2 separate regions of the Mus musculus genome follow, and region 1 is linked to region 2. The links are chromatin contacts, found by Hi-C or POLR2A ChIA-PET in ENCODE. All regions are on one chromosome and are shown on one strand. Each heading gives the region's core, a stretch centred on a gene start or an enhancer-like site at or near the end of the contact. The rest is flanking DNA. Distances are from core to core; before and after follow the strand shown. Region 1 holds the start of Ccng1 (cyclin G1). Region 2 overlaps Hmmr (hyaluronan mediated motility receptor (RHAMM)).

What was found. A loop is a pair of places that touch in the nucleus more often than their neighbours do. ChIA-PET counts read pairs that join two places held with the same protein, here RNA polymerase II (POLR2A).
Region 1: POLR2A ChIA-PET joins it to region 2 with 26 read pairs in embryonic stem cell. The contact joins the promoter of Ccng1 here to the enhancer-like site in region 2. A Hi-C loop is called at or near these places in 3 of 37 maps with a recorded cell type or tissue (T-helper 1 cell, T-helper 17 cell and T-helper 2 cell). POLR2A ChIA-PET finds 5 or more read pairs at or near these places in 4 of 5 experiments (Patski and embryonic stem cell).

Annotation. Positions count from the first base shown.
Region 1 is chr11:40,752,436-40,759,232 of GRCm38, reverse strand. Ccng1 (cyclin G1) reads left to right here and starts at 3,947. Exons shown (of 6, transcript NM_009831.2): 1 at 3,947-4,232; 2 at 5,165-5,425. The coding sequence starts at 5,165.
Region 2 is chr11:40,712,586-40,719,303 of GRCm38, reverse strand. It overlaps Hmmr (hyaluronan mediated motility receptor (RHAMM)), which reads left to right. Exons shown (of 18, transcript NM_013552.2): 8 at 3,361-3,435; 9 at 3,888-4,063; 10 at 4,445-4,593; 11 at 5,112-5,326. Among named protein-coding and RNA genes, the nearest start is that of Hmmr, 17 kb to the left of the region's middle. Within about 2 kb of position 4,388, at least 1 of the 3 ENCODE cell types and tissues checked has a DNase peak (open chromatin) inside an H3K27ac peak, as active enhancers do.

The DNA of each region.
Region 1 (6,797 bases), core at 2,698-5,197, 40 kb before region 2:
ATATATAATATTTATCATTGAGTCAAGGTAACAATATAGAACTCAGTCATTTGAAAACTTCCTGATAGGAACTCATGATCAAATACAGGCTTTTTAAATCATTATTAAAAATAGATTCTTCTCTTATACAATACTCTCCAACCAGTTTCCCCTACCCCTCCACTTCTCCCAGCTTCCCTACCTCCCCTCTGCCCCAGATCCATTCCTTATTCGTTTCTGTGAGAAATGACCTCTAAGCAGGCCTCCAAGAGACAAAAAACAATCATGACAAAACAAGACAATGCAAAGAGCCCTTATATCAAGGCTGGACAAGGCAACTCACTAGGAAGAAATGAGTCCCAAGAGCAGGAAAAAAACAGTCAGAGACACATCTGTTGAGAGTCCCACAAAAACACCCAGCTAACAGGTGTAACATACACAGAGAGAGCCTGATACAGACCCAGGCAGGCCAGTGCCTGCCACTTCAGTCTCTGGGAGCCTATATGAATGTCCTGCTTAGGTGATCCAGTGCCCATGTTTTCCTAGTGTCCTCCATCCCTTAGGACTTCTACAATCTTTCCTCCCCCTCCTCCACAGGGTTCCCAATATTTTAGGATAGGGGGGGCTGATGGAGGATGTTGTCCTTAGCAATGGAACCCCAATGTCAGTTTTCAGACAGTGACCTTCTGTCCCAGCATGAGCCTGTGTTGTTTAGGATCTCCATGGGAAGCCCTCAGCCAACAACTCAACCAAATTCAACCTAGCTTCACCAGTGGTTACAGAACCTAAGTCTCACCTAGCTACAAAAGATGACCAGGTCAGACTCAGTATCTCCCGTTACTAGGAGTCCACACTAGGGTCACCTTCATAGATTCCAGCAAGTTTTTACTACACTAGGTTTCCACACACCCCACCCCAAATGCCCCCAATTCCAGCTGTCTCACCACACTCTCCCACCATCCCCTACCTGATTGTTCCCACTCCCATCCCAACCTGTCCCCCCCTCCCCCCGAAGTCCACCTTTAGAATCTATTTCCCCTTCCCAGGGAGGTCCATGCATCCCCACTAGATCCCTCCTCTTTACCAAACCTCTCTGGGTCTGTAGATTATAGTTTGATTATCATTTACTTAGCAGCTACTATCCACTTATAAGTGAATACATGCCATACTTGTCTTTCTGGGTCTGGGTTATAATGAAATACTTGCTTTCATACTTTTACAAGAATAGATATTTGCTTGTTTTAAATTCTGCACCTCTTTTAAATTACTCAAAAGATGCTCTCTATTCCAATATTATAGAATCAAAGTTACAGTACTGTGTCATAGACTAGAACTTCTCTCAGCCTTGGTCAGAAAAGTCTCTTACCAGGATAGTCGCTATTTAAAGCAGAAATTTATAACTGATCAAGGTATTGAGAGTAAGCAAGTATAGAGTGCTCAGCTCTGAGCAGGACTTCTGTAACAACCCCTCCAAGGCCTAGGAATACTAGGAGAGGATGGAAAGGCTTTCAGAGCTGAAGGGGCATGGTGCCATCAAACGCTATCTTCTGGACATGACATGTCCATTGCAGTCAGAAAGTTACAGTATTTGTGACTGTGTTCATAAGACCAGAACACACACACACACACACACACACACGCGACAGCAGAGGCCAGAAAGACAGCTCCAAAGTTTAGAGCACCCGGGTTGCAACTGCAGAGCTCTAACATTCTCCTCCCCATTTCCTAGGGCATTGCACAAACACCCATACATACACACAAATATATAAATAATTAAAAATGAAAGTAAAGTGTATTTTAATTGAAATAGAAAAGGAGAAATAAGCAAAGACTGCCTATTATATTTGTTTCTTAAACGTGTCAGTAAAATAATTTTCATATAAAGAATTGAGAATTAAAAAAGAAAACACAGGATCCTAAGAGAAAATATTTTTTAACACATAATGTACTGCCAACAAATTCTCAACAGGAATTTTAAACATAAGACGTAGAAGGTAACAAAAGTCATTTGAAAATTCTTATTAGCATTAACACTCTTTAAGCTTCCTTCAAAGTTAAGAAAACCGATAAAAGAATAAACAGAACCAACTATTTACATAAAGCACTTAAGAACACAGTTAATCATAAAAGGCTACCATTTACCACATGCTTCCCAGCACTTAATCTTCCCACTTATATAGGATTAAGACATTTCTCCTGCCTATTTTTGAGCAGCCAAGATAGAAACCCAAATTGAAAAAAAAAAAAAAATGGGAGGAGAGAGATGGCTCACTAGAGCATGTCTTAAGTTGGGATTTTATTGCTGTGAACAGACACAATCATCACAGCAGCTGTTATAAAGGAAAACATTTCACTGGGGCTGGCTTACAGTTTCAGAGGTTTAGTCCATTATTGTCATGGCAGGAAGCGTGGCAGGCAGACATGGTTCTGGAGAAGGAGCTGAGAGCTCTGCCTCTGGATTCACAGGCAGCAGGAAGAGCAAATGAGCCAGTAGGTCTGATTTTGAGCTTCAGAGATCTCAAAGCCAATTGCTACTGAAGCACTTTCTCCGACAAAGCCACACCTTCTAATAGTGCCACTCTCTATGAACTTATGGGGGCTATTTTTATTCACACCACCACAGAGCACTTATAAATTACTGGTTTTGTAGATTTACAGAACCAGGGATCCAAATGAATACTGTTCCTTGGTCAACTCACAGCTAACTGCCTGAAATGCCAGATCCAACATCTCTGGTCTCTGAGGGTAGCCACATTCCTGTGCCATACATTCCCCACTTCACCAACACCCCCAGATATAATTTTAAAATCTAAAACTTTTTTTTTAATTAAAGAGAAAAGGCCAGGCATGATGGTGCATGTTTTTAATCCCAGCACTAGGAGAGTCAGAGGCAGGTGGATCTCTAAGTTCAAGACCAGCCTAGTTTACATAGCTAAGGAGTTCCAGGACAGCTTGGACTACATAAAGACCCTGTCTCAAATAAAACATCACTTGTATCTAGTTAATGACCGTTATGGACGGCCAGCCGGCTTGGCTCTTTCTTATTTTCATGAGATGTACTGGAATGGACAAAATCCTGAACACCACCGTCACCACCCCAACTCCTCACCCTCACCCCCACTGCAGCCATGCGAGCTGAGAACCTACTCTCTGTGCATTGCTCCTGAGGACATGCCCTTCCCCGCTACCCCCGAAAGGAGTCCAGCAAGAGTTCAGGATAATTATTTTTCCGTTAACCTGGTAGAGAAGAGGCTTATAGAGATTAATTTTGTAAGAATAATGTTCCTTCACACCCTATTCTGAAGCCTGAGATTCGGCTCACTGCAGATGGGGTTTTCCAGGCACTGTTCTTTGCTGTTTTCTGCCAGACATATGGCATTTTAAGTCACTGATGATAGTATGAGGGTGCTACAAGAACAAATTCAGAAAATTAGCAGAGGACCAAGAAACTACATACTCTGACATCATTGTAACATCTGAGAAGTTTTGCAAGAAACAAAATAAGATAACGATGAACTGATTCCTAAAACTCAGAGAGAACACTCTAGAGAAGCCTATAGAGAACACTATAGAGAAGCCTACCATCTCATTATCTGTAAAGAGAACGAAAGCATTTTTTTTTTTTAACTTGCCATTGTGTTTTTAGAAAGAGGGGACTGAGCTGCAGTGAACAACAACAAAAGGAAAAAAGCAAAAACCAAAACAATGCAAAACAAAAACCCTCACAGTACATTCTGGTCCGCTACCCAGACCAATCTGGCTAATAGAGGCCAGACCTGCCCGGGCAAGCCTTGGCACTGAACACTCAGTTCCGCAGCTTAAGGAAGGACAGTTCGGAAATGCTCCAATGAGAGAGGCTGCGAGAGTCGGGCGTGGCTCGAAAGGGGAGGAGAATTGAAGTCTGGACAACGGGAAGTGTGCGCTGATTGGCCGAGCTTCCTCAGAGACCATCCATCAAAAGAACCACACCAATCAGCGACGTAGATGCGTCCCAGCTAGAGAGCCAGGTCTCCAGCTTGTTCCCCCACTGCCCGGCGCAGTCCTTCGCTGCGCGCTGACCCCGAGGAAGGCAGTACTTGGTCAGGGCGCTGAGGGACCCTCCACCGGGACGCCGGCCCCTCCCCGGGCCTCTGCTCACTTGACCCCCACTCCCTAGTCCGTCCCCTTAGTAGGCCTGTCGGATCGGGGACGTGGGGCGAGCTGAGAGCAGGCCCGGGGTGGGTGGTCACCGTGGTGAAGACGTGGCTGTCAAGGTGAGAGGGGACTATGGGGTGGATCTCAGAACCCTGCACTCCGGAACGCAAGCCCGGGCTAGTCTGCGCCTAGAGAGAGGCGCAGCGGGAGCGGTATTCCTATGTCATGCCTCCCAGTCCCAACCTGCACCCCTGAACTGAGTTAGTGGTTCCTCACCAAGACGACCTTCCTGTCACATCTTTAAACTGCCCAGGGAAGAATCGTCCTCTGTATCCAGGGCTTAGGTTGTGCCCAGGACTCAGAGGAAGTGTAATGCATACTTCCACCAATGCAACTCCCCAGCTTCACCTAACTTTTTCTTTTGGTTTTTAAATGGCGTTAGACTATTCGGAGCACTGAGTGCTAAGCACCGTGCCACACTGAGTCATATCGTGTGTTATTCACAGCCACTCCAAGAAACAGATGTTGTCACCCTCATTTCACAGGTGTAAAAATAAGCTCATTACCTGGAAATAAATGGGCACCTGTGTGCTAAGCGGTTTGTGTGACTCCTTTTAAGCTACCCAATCTATGAGCTATGAGATTGTAGGTAATAATCGTATTTCTACTTCATAGGTAAGGAACTAAGGTTCACGTTGTTAACATATATGGCAGAGTATGTACTATCATTTGACTTTTAGTTTGGGTGTATCATGTGGGGCAGTATCTATTTGTGGCATGTACTGACAATGAAGAAGTCTTTGCTTAAGTAGAGAAAAAAAATTTTTAAGCCATAGTTTATGTCCTATACAAACTCACAATTTAGGAATGTGACCTACTGGGAGAAGGTAAAAATACTTACAGACCTTGGCTTTGCAGTGTCTTCGTCTTAGACGTAATGGAAATGGGGTGGGGGGTGGAGGGGGCATGCACTATAAAGCACTTTTTGCCACAATGCAGAGATAGCCAGGCAGGGTTCTTATGCTCTTTTCTGGGTTTGTTCTATTTATAGATGATAGAAGTACTGACAACTGACTCTCAGAAACTGCTACACCAGCTGAACACCCTGTTGGAACAGGAGTCTAGATGTCAGCCAAAGGTCTGCGGCTTGAAACTAATTGAGTCGGCCCATGATAATGGCCTCAGAATGACTGCAAGATTACGGGACTTTGAAGTAAAAGATCTACTTAGTCTAACTCAGTTCTTTGGCTTTGACACGGAGACATTTTCCCTAGCTGTGAATTTACTGGACAGATTCTTGTCTAAAATGAAGGTATGTTTATGTTACAATATCTCAGCTCTTAATTTCGCTCCATGTGTTTAAGAGATCAAATTGCAGAGGGCTGGAGAAATGGCTCAGTAGCTAGGAGTGCATGTTGGTCTTCCAGAAAATCTAAATTAAGTTCCAACAGCTAGGTGGGCAGTTGAAATCTGAGGCCCTCTTCTAGCCTCCTCTGGCACATGCACAAATGTACCAAACACACTCACACACACATCAAATTAATAAAAAGGAAAAAAAGCCATCAAATTTCTGGATTAGGGCTGGTATACAAAAACCACTTTCAAATGTGGCAATGCTTCCTTTCCATAATGAAGACTTGTAAAACATCACTTATTAGTTGTATACTGAAGTAGAAAGTAATTTAACATCAAGCCATTAATTGTAGTACTCCAGTAGCGGGAAAGCTGGCTCTATGTAACAAACTGTCTTGAGCCAGCAAAGTAGCTGAACACAGAGAGTACTTGTTACACAGGCCTCAGAGAGTCAAGTCTGAGTGCTGTCCCTGGAACACTTAAGTGAAGAGAATGAACCAAGTCCCCAAATCTGTCCTCTGACCTTCACACATACACTAGGGCAGACACACGCCCTCCTAGCTAACTCTCCCTTACACAGAGGAATAATCAAAATAAAATTAAGGGCCTGGTGAAATGCCTTTAATCCTAGCACTCGGATGGCAAAGACAGGCAGGTTTCTGTGAGTTCGAGGCCAGCCAGGTAGACATAGTGACTTCCAGGACAGTCAAGGATACACAGTGAGACCATTTCAAAAGATAAAAATTAAAACAAAAAACAAAAAACAAAAACATAGAAATTTCTTAAAAACTGTCTTACATATATTTGTATGTTTGTGTGTGTTTGTGTGCATATGGACACACCCATGCTGCAATATTATGTAGAGATGAGGACCACTGCAGGAATACGGATCCTGGGGATTGAACCCAGGTCATCAGCCGCCTTTCCCACTGAGCCACCACACTAGCCCCAATCAAAACCTTTCTTGATAGACTGGATATTTCCACTCATCTATTCACATCATAGATTTAAAGTTAAATCTCCGTTAAAGTCTGAATGTTAGGTTGTGGATTAGGAATTAGGGTGTATTTCTTAATTACTACCCATATATAAAAATTCTAATTCCCTTAGCCATCTGGCATTTCCAGCTCCAGGTTGCATGCAATAGAAAAGGAAGGGTTTACGGAGTTATTTCCCAGTAACTGACAAAATATTCATATGGCTTTCAAAGCTTAACTCTTAAGACAGCAACTATCTTCCCTATCCACCCAAAGCCACTGGTTTCAAGTAGGGTACAGAAGACTGTCAGGCTCCTGTCAAATCTGTTGTAGCGATTTGTCTTGATATACTTT
Region 2 (6,718 bases), core at 3,139-5,638:
CACATACACAAGCACACGTGCCAAATCCAGGGTCCTGAAGCATTACCCCTGAGTGTGTGCTAGCAGTATGATTAAGTGTTAAATACATAGTTAATTTTGAGTTGACTTTGGAAGCTGATGGGTGAAAGAGACCTACTGTCATTTTTCCTCATGAGGATTCAGTGTTAATGGCACAGTCTGGGAGGATTCTCCTGTCACTGGTGCTTGTGCTATGGCGTGTTTGTTGCTTCCTTGGCTCTACACTGTTAATATATCCAGTTGTCTTTTTTCACTCTAACACAGTGCTCTCACTTCAGTAGCTTTGTAGTATATTAAATCATATAGTGGAATCACTCTTGTATTGCTTTTTGCTCAAGATGTCTTTTGCTTATATGGTTTTTCATTATTTCATATTTTTTTAAAAATTATAGATTTCTTTCTTGCTTTGTGAAGAATGTCCTTGATGTCTAGTTAGAGGTCTCATTGAATTTATAAGCTACTTTGATAATTTTACCATCTATAAATATGAAGAATTACTTATATCCTCTTAAAAATTTGTATATCCGATATTTTTTTTTTAACAAAATCTCAATCATTTGATTTTTACCAGTAAAGACTCAGGAGCCAGAAGCTAGGGTGAAAATTTGATAGTTCAGAGAGACAGAGAAAGCACCCATCACCCAGCTTATCTTCTTCCTCAGCCAATGTCCCAAAAAGGAAGTTCTCCTCTACACCATCATAAACCTCCCTTCAATCAGCATGTCCCTCCCTTCTATTTCCTGTGTGTGTGCCTCTCCATCCTCCTGACTTCCTCTTACTTTCTCTATGGTTTTTCCTGTGTTCACTCCCTGTCAACCTTGTTGCTTGCCCTTAACCTCTGGTTGACTTTATTTAATCCTATTTACAGTAAACAGAAAGCCTCAGGTTAAAGGTGTGTGTTAGGGCTGAGTCATGCCTAAACTAAAAACAAGTTTTTCTAGTAAAGGGTTCACAGTGTGATCAAATATCCTGCAACACTTTATCATTTTTATTGTAGAAAACGGATCCCCTCTGTTGTGGTTTGAATGGCACATGCCCCATACACGCTCCTGTTTTGAACCTGTTCCTAGTTGGTCATGTTGGCAGGCTGTGGGACCTTGAGGAGGTTGTGGGGCACAGCTAGAGGAAGTAGGCCTATGAGGATAGGTCCTTGGAAACTTTAAAACAAAACAAGAAATTGCAAGGGGTCAACGAAAAGAGCCAGATATAATGCTGCACCATGTGTGAGGTGAAGGCAGGAGCATCAGGGGGTCACCGTGATTCTGGCTACCAAGGAAGCTGGCTTTGTCTAGGCTCTGTTTTGTTCATTTCTGCTCTGACTTTTACACTTCCTTTTATTAAGACTGCAGCAAACTTGCCGGGTGTGGTGGCGCACGTCTTTAATCCCAGCACTTGGGAGGCAGAGGCAGGCGGATTTCTGAGTTTGAGGCCAGCCTGGTCTACAGAGTGAGTTCCAGGACAGCCAGGGCTACACAGAGAAACCCTGTCTCGGAAAACCAAAAACAAACAAAAAAAAAAAGACTGCAGCAAGTTGTTAACCCTTTTGTGTTTGCTTTTCTCTGAAAGCTAGAGCTACTAAGACTTTCCTCAATACTTTGGTCAGTCCTTCCCTTAACCCCTTATGTGCCAGTTAAAACCTAATCATTCTCAAACGCAGGAGTGTGTTACCTTTCACGCTTTCATGCCTCCGCAATTAAGAACAGGGAAGGTCTTAAGATCGCTCTTCTAACATCATTACATTGAGATAGTTGTCTAAAACTATCTCAACTGAAACCTTGGGACAGGAAGGTACGATTAATGTCCAATTATTACTTTGTTAGAAAATTACTGAGCTATAAGTTCCATATAACATAATACCATGTAGTGATCATATGTTTGTAGTTCAATGACATCATAGCCATATACACTTGTGAAAACTGAAAACATTTGCACCCCTGGGAATGCTGCCTCTGTAACCTTGTAATGCTCCCCATCCCCACAGTTCTCTGTCTTTTAAACTTGCTATAGGAAAAGGTTATCACTACTCAGGGTACAAGACTTGTTCATCATAATTCATATCATATATACTATAATTTTTTTCATTTTCATTGCTTAGCTTAAATTCACTATATGAGTATTTCTCTATAAATTAACCATATGAGCATTACTTGAGTTGGTTTTGGTCTTTTGACTACTGAATATGACAGCTATGAACATGCTGTATGTCTTTGTGAATATGTATCTTTTATACCTCTTTAGTAAGCATATAGGAGTGGGAGTCTCAAACCAGAATCATGCAAATTGGACATAAGGGCTGGGAGATAAATCACTGAACACAGTACCTGCTGAAAAAACCAGGGGGCCTGAGTTTAGATCCCCAGTTCACGCATAGAGTACTGGGCTTGGGGATCTGTCTATGTCTTCGACTCTGGTGAGCAGAGACAGGTAGATGTTGGGTGTCTACTGGACAGCAAGTGAAGACCAAAACAATGAGCTCTACATTGAGAGAGGCCCTGTCTCTGAAAATAAAGTCAAGTGCAACAGAAGAGGCACCTGATCTTGGCTTCTGGCCTCCATAAGCACACACATGCTTGTGTCTACCTGCACACATAAACATATCACACACAGCACTTACACATACACATCACATGCACACGGAGCTGTGCTGCTTTATAACTACAGCAAGGAATGCTCTTTAGAGTTGTTCTGCATTCATACTGTTTGATATTGCTGGTCTGTTCCCCCTTTCTAATGGCATAAAATGCTGATTTGTCATTTGTCTTTGTTCTTCCTGTTTGAAACAAGGTCCTGGGTCTCAAGTAGCCCAGGAGGTCTTCATAGTCTCCATCCTCCTGCTTCAGCCTCCCACATTGCTAGGATTTACAGACCTGAACCATACAACCTGGCAATAATCTATTACTTTAATTTCTTGTATGTGGATTTGTAGGCGTCACATATCTTCTATTCTGAAATGTCTATTTAAATCTTACTCATTCCTCAAACTAGATCATCCTGAAGAGCCTAAACCATGGAAGTAATTGAATACCATATAGCCTGGAGCAAAAGCCTCTTGGCACACAAAATGTGCCTTGGACTGGGAAGGAACTAGGAAAGCTGCAAAATAAGATGATTCTGATTTATAAAGTGGTTCTTGTCGTGCAGATCAGGGTTGGGAAGCTTATGTTAATAAATCCAAGCTCCTGGGTCGCTAGGAGTTGTTCATCTGAAAGAACTCACATTAAGTTGTAAGAGTTTGACCTCTAGTGTTACCTTACATGACATAATAATACTATCTATTAAGTACTATACATGGTTATTAATAAGTGAACCATCTATATTTACTCTTTCTTTTTTCTTTTTCAGTGTTTCAATAGAGAAAGAAAAGATCGATGAAAAATGTGAAACAGAAAAACTCTTAGAATACATCCAAGAAATTAGGTAATATAAATAGTAGCTTTAAAATTAACTTCTGGGCTGGAGAGATGGCTCAGCAGTTAAGAGCACCGGCTGCTCTTCCAGAAGATCCATTGCATTTCTTAGCACCCACATGGTGGCTCACAACCATCTGTAACTCCAGTGCCCGAGAGAATTTATCCAGTGCCACCTTCTGGCCTCTGTGGGCACTGCATACATGTGGTGCACAAACATACATGTGGGCAAACACGCATACACATTGAATAAACAAATAATTGAAATGAAAATTTAGTAAAGAGAATGAACCTTACTGGTTTGCGATATGACTTTGTTGGTAGAGCATATGCCTGGCATATGGGAAGCCCTGGAATCAGTATCAGGTTTTTTGCACAGAGAAAACAAAAGCACCTTATTTTGTTGAACATGTTTTTCCTGTACCTTAAGAGAAATTTTCTTCAAAATATCTTTTAATACAGCTGTGCATCTGATCAAGTGGAAAAATGCAAAGTAGATATTGCCCAGTTAGAAGAAGATTTGAAAGAGAAGGATCGTGAGATTTTAAGTCTTAAGCAGTCTCTTGAGGAAAACATTACATTTTCTAAGCAAATAGAAGACCTGACTGTTAAATGCCAGCTACTTGAAACAGAAAGAGGTACTGTGCTGTTTCTATCGCTTTGCTCTGTGAAGCCTTAGACTGTCTATAAAAAATGCACATTTTCATAATTATGTAAATAAGAAAATTCATGTGCTGTACTTGAGAAGTTTTATAACAGTGTAGTGTTTTCTATTTATTTTGACATATTGCACTCTTTGGAAATAAGGACTTGATGACTTCTTCTCTGGGTGACATTTATAATTGGTGCAAACTCAAAACTAAATATCTGTGTAGGGAATGTAATAAGGTAATGACTATAATCGTCTTCCCTCTTTGGAGATGCTTTATCTGTATAGTGTGCCAAAGCACTGAAATATCACAGGAACTGGGTTCCTCAACAACAGTGAGTGATGGATGCTTCCTGCTTCTCTCTTACAGACAACCTTGTCAGCAAGGATAGAGAAAGGGCTGAAACTCTCAGTGCTGAGATGCAGATCCTGACAGAGAGGCTGGCTCTGGAAAGGCAAGAATATGAAAAGCTGCAACAAAAAGAATTGCAAAGCCAGTCACTTCTGCAGCAAGAGAAGGTAGCTACCTACATTTGTTTATGTATGTCGGAAAAACCTGGAGTATATCCTTTGAATGTTTAGCCACAGATATTGGCATATGTTTGTATTAAGTAGATGAGCTACATATTTGTAATTATTTTAAAAAGAATGTCTAGGCTGGGCATGATGGCTCACATCTTTAATCCTGGTACTCAGGAGGTAGAGGCAGGTGGATCTCTGTAAGTTCAAGGTCAACCTGGTCTACAGAGTGATTTCCAGGACAGCCAGGGGTACACAGAGAAACCCTGTCTCAAAAAACCAAAAAAAAAAAAAAAAAAGGGCAGTGTGATGATTTTACACTAAAAAGAGCTAGCAATTACGTTTTTCCAGTGTTTAGTTATAATATGTAATCTAGGGAAAGTGAATATGGTGTTTGTATTTTCTGTGTTTCCTTTAAACGTCCTTGCTTGGTTTCCAGTTCATTATCTGTACTTCCTTCTTGTCTCCAGGAAAGTTCCTGGTGCCATGTCTAATTGTGCTTACCTGTCTGAATGCAGGAACTGTCTGCTCGTCTGCAGCAGCAGCTCTGCTCTTTCCAAGAGGAAATGACTTCTGAGAAGAACGTCTTTAAAGAAGAGCTAAAGCTCGCCCTGGCTGAGTTGGATGCGGTCCAGCAGAAGGAGGAGCAGAGTGAAAGGCTGGTTAAACAGCTGGAAGAGGAAACGAAGTCAACTGCAGAACAACTGACGCGGCTGGACAACCTGCTGAGAGAGTTTGTATTAATGTGATCTCATGCTCATGCAGGCCTAGAGACAGGAACTATTTTCTAGCTTGTTTTAGAATTCTTATGTCACCCAAGTACACGCATGGAGGTTGGAATTATCTTTCAAAGTAAGAAAGAGAAAAACATTTTAAGACTATACATACACTCATACGTATGCACTCATGTATGTAAACAAGTATGGCAGTCAAAGTAAAAGCTGGCCTGTTAACATTTTTAATCCCAGGACCCAGAGATTAAAACAGGAGGAGAATGAGTTGCAGGTTGGTCTTGATTGCACACTGAGTTCAAGGCATCCTAGGCTATAATAGTGACACTTTGGCTCCATAAAACAAACAGAGCCCTTTTCTTTTCCTAAAGTGAAAAACATATTTATGTGATTCTTTCCTACCACATTTTCTAAAAGTTGTTAGACATCAGAGTTAAAGCAATTTGTTTTATATTTGAAAACATCTAGGCCTTTTAATGTTTTAAATAGCTTTCTTGAGAGAATACAAACACTCATTGGTTTGTGTGTGTGCACCCATGTACATGCACAAACACCCATGTCGTCCACAAGCTGCTGGCTCGTGGAAGTCAGAGGACAACTTTCAGAAGTTGCTTCTCTTCCCACTCTGTGGGCTCCTCAGAGCATAACTCAGATCCCCAAGGTTAACAAGTGAGTGCCTTTATCCCCTTAGCCAATCTTGCTTCAGAAATAACAAGCGGGGCTGGAGAGATGGCTCAGCGGTTGAGCACTGGCTGTTCTTCCAAAGTTCCTGAGTTCAATTCCCAGCAACCACATGGTGGCTCACAACCATCTGTAATGGGATCTGACACCCTCTCTGGTGCATCTGAAGACAGCTACAGTGTACTTACATATAAGAGAGAGGGAGGGAGGGAGGGAGGGAGGGAGGGAGGGAGGGAGGGAGGGAGAGAGAGAGAGAGAGAGAGAGAGAGAGAGAGAGAGAGAGAGAGAGAGAGGAGATGTAACAGTCAGAAAGCCAGTTACAGTGGCTCAGACATGTAATACCAGCACTTCAGATGCTGAGGCCAGAAGAGTACAGTGAGCTTGAGGCCAGCCTGTGTTGTAGAATGGAGTGCTATCTCAAATAAAAATAAATGCAGAAGTAAAACAATCACAAATAGCTGATATACATTCAACAACATTCTCAGTAAAAGTAAAAAAAAATAATAATAATAATAATAATGCCTGTTAAAACTTTCTTCTTGCTGAGTGTGGTGGCATACTCCTTTAGGTCCAGCATTTGGGAGGCAGAAGCAGGCAGATCTCTTGAATTTAAGGCCAACCTTGTCTACAGAGTGAGTTCCAAGAAAGCCAGGGCTGCACAGAGAAATCCTGTGTTGAGAAAAACTAAGAGCAATCAAAGGAAAAACCAACCC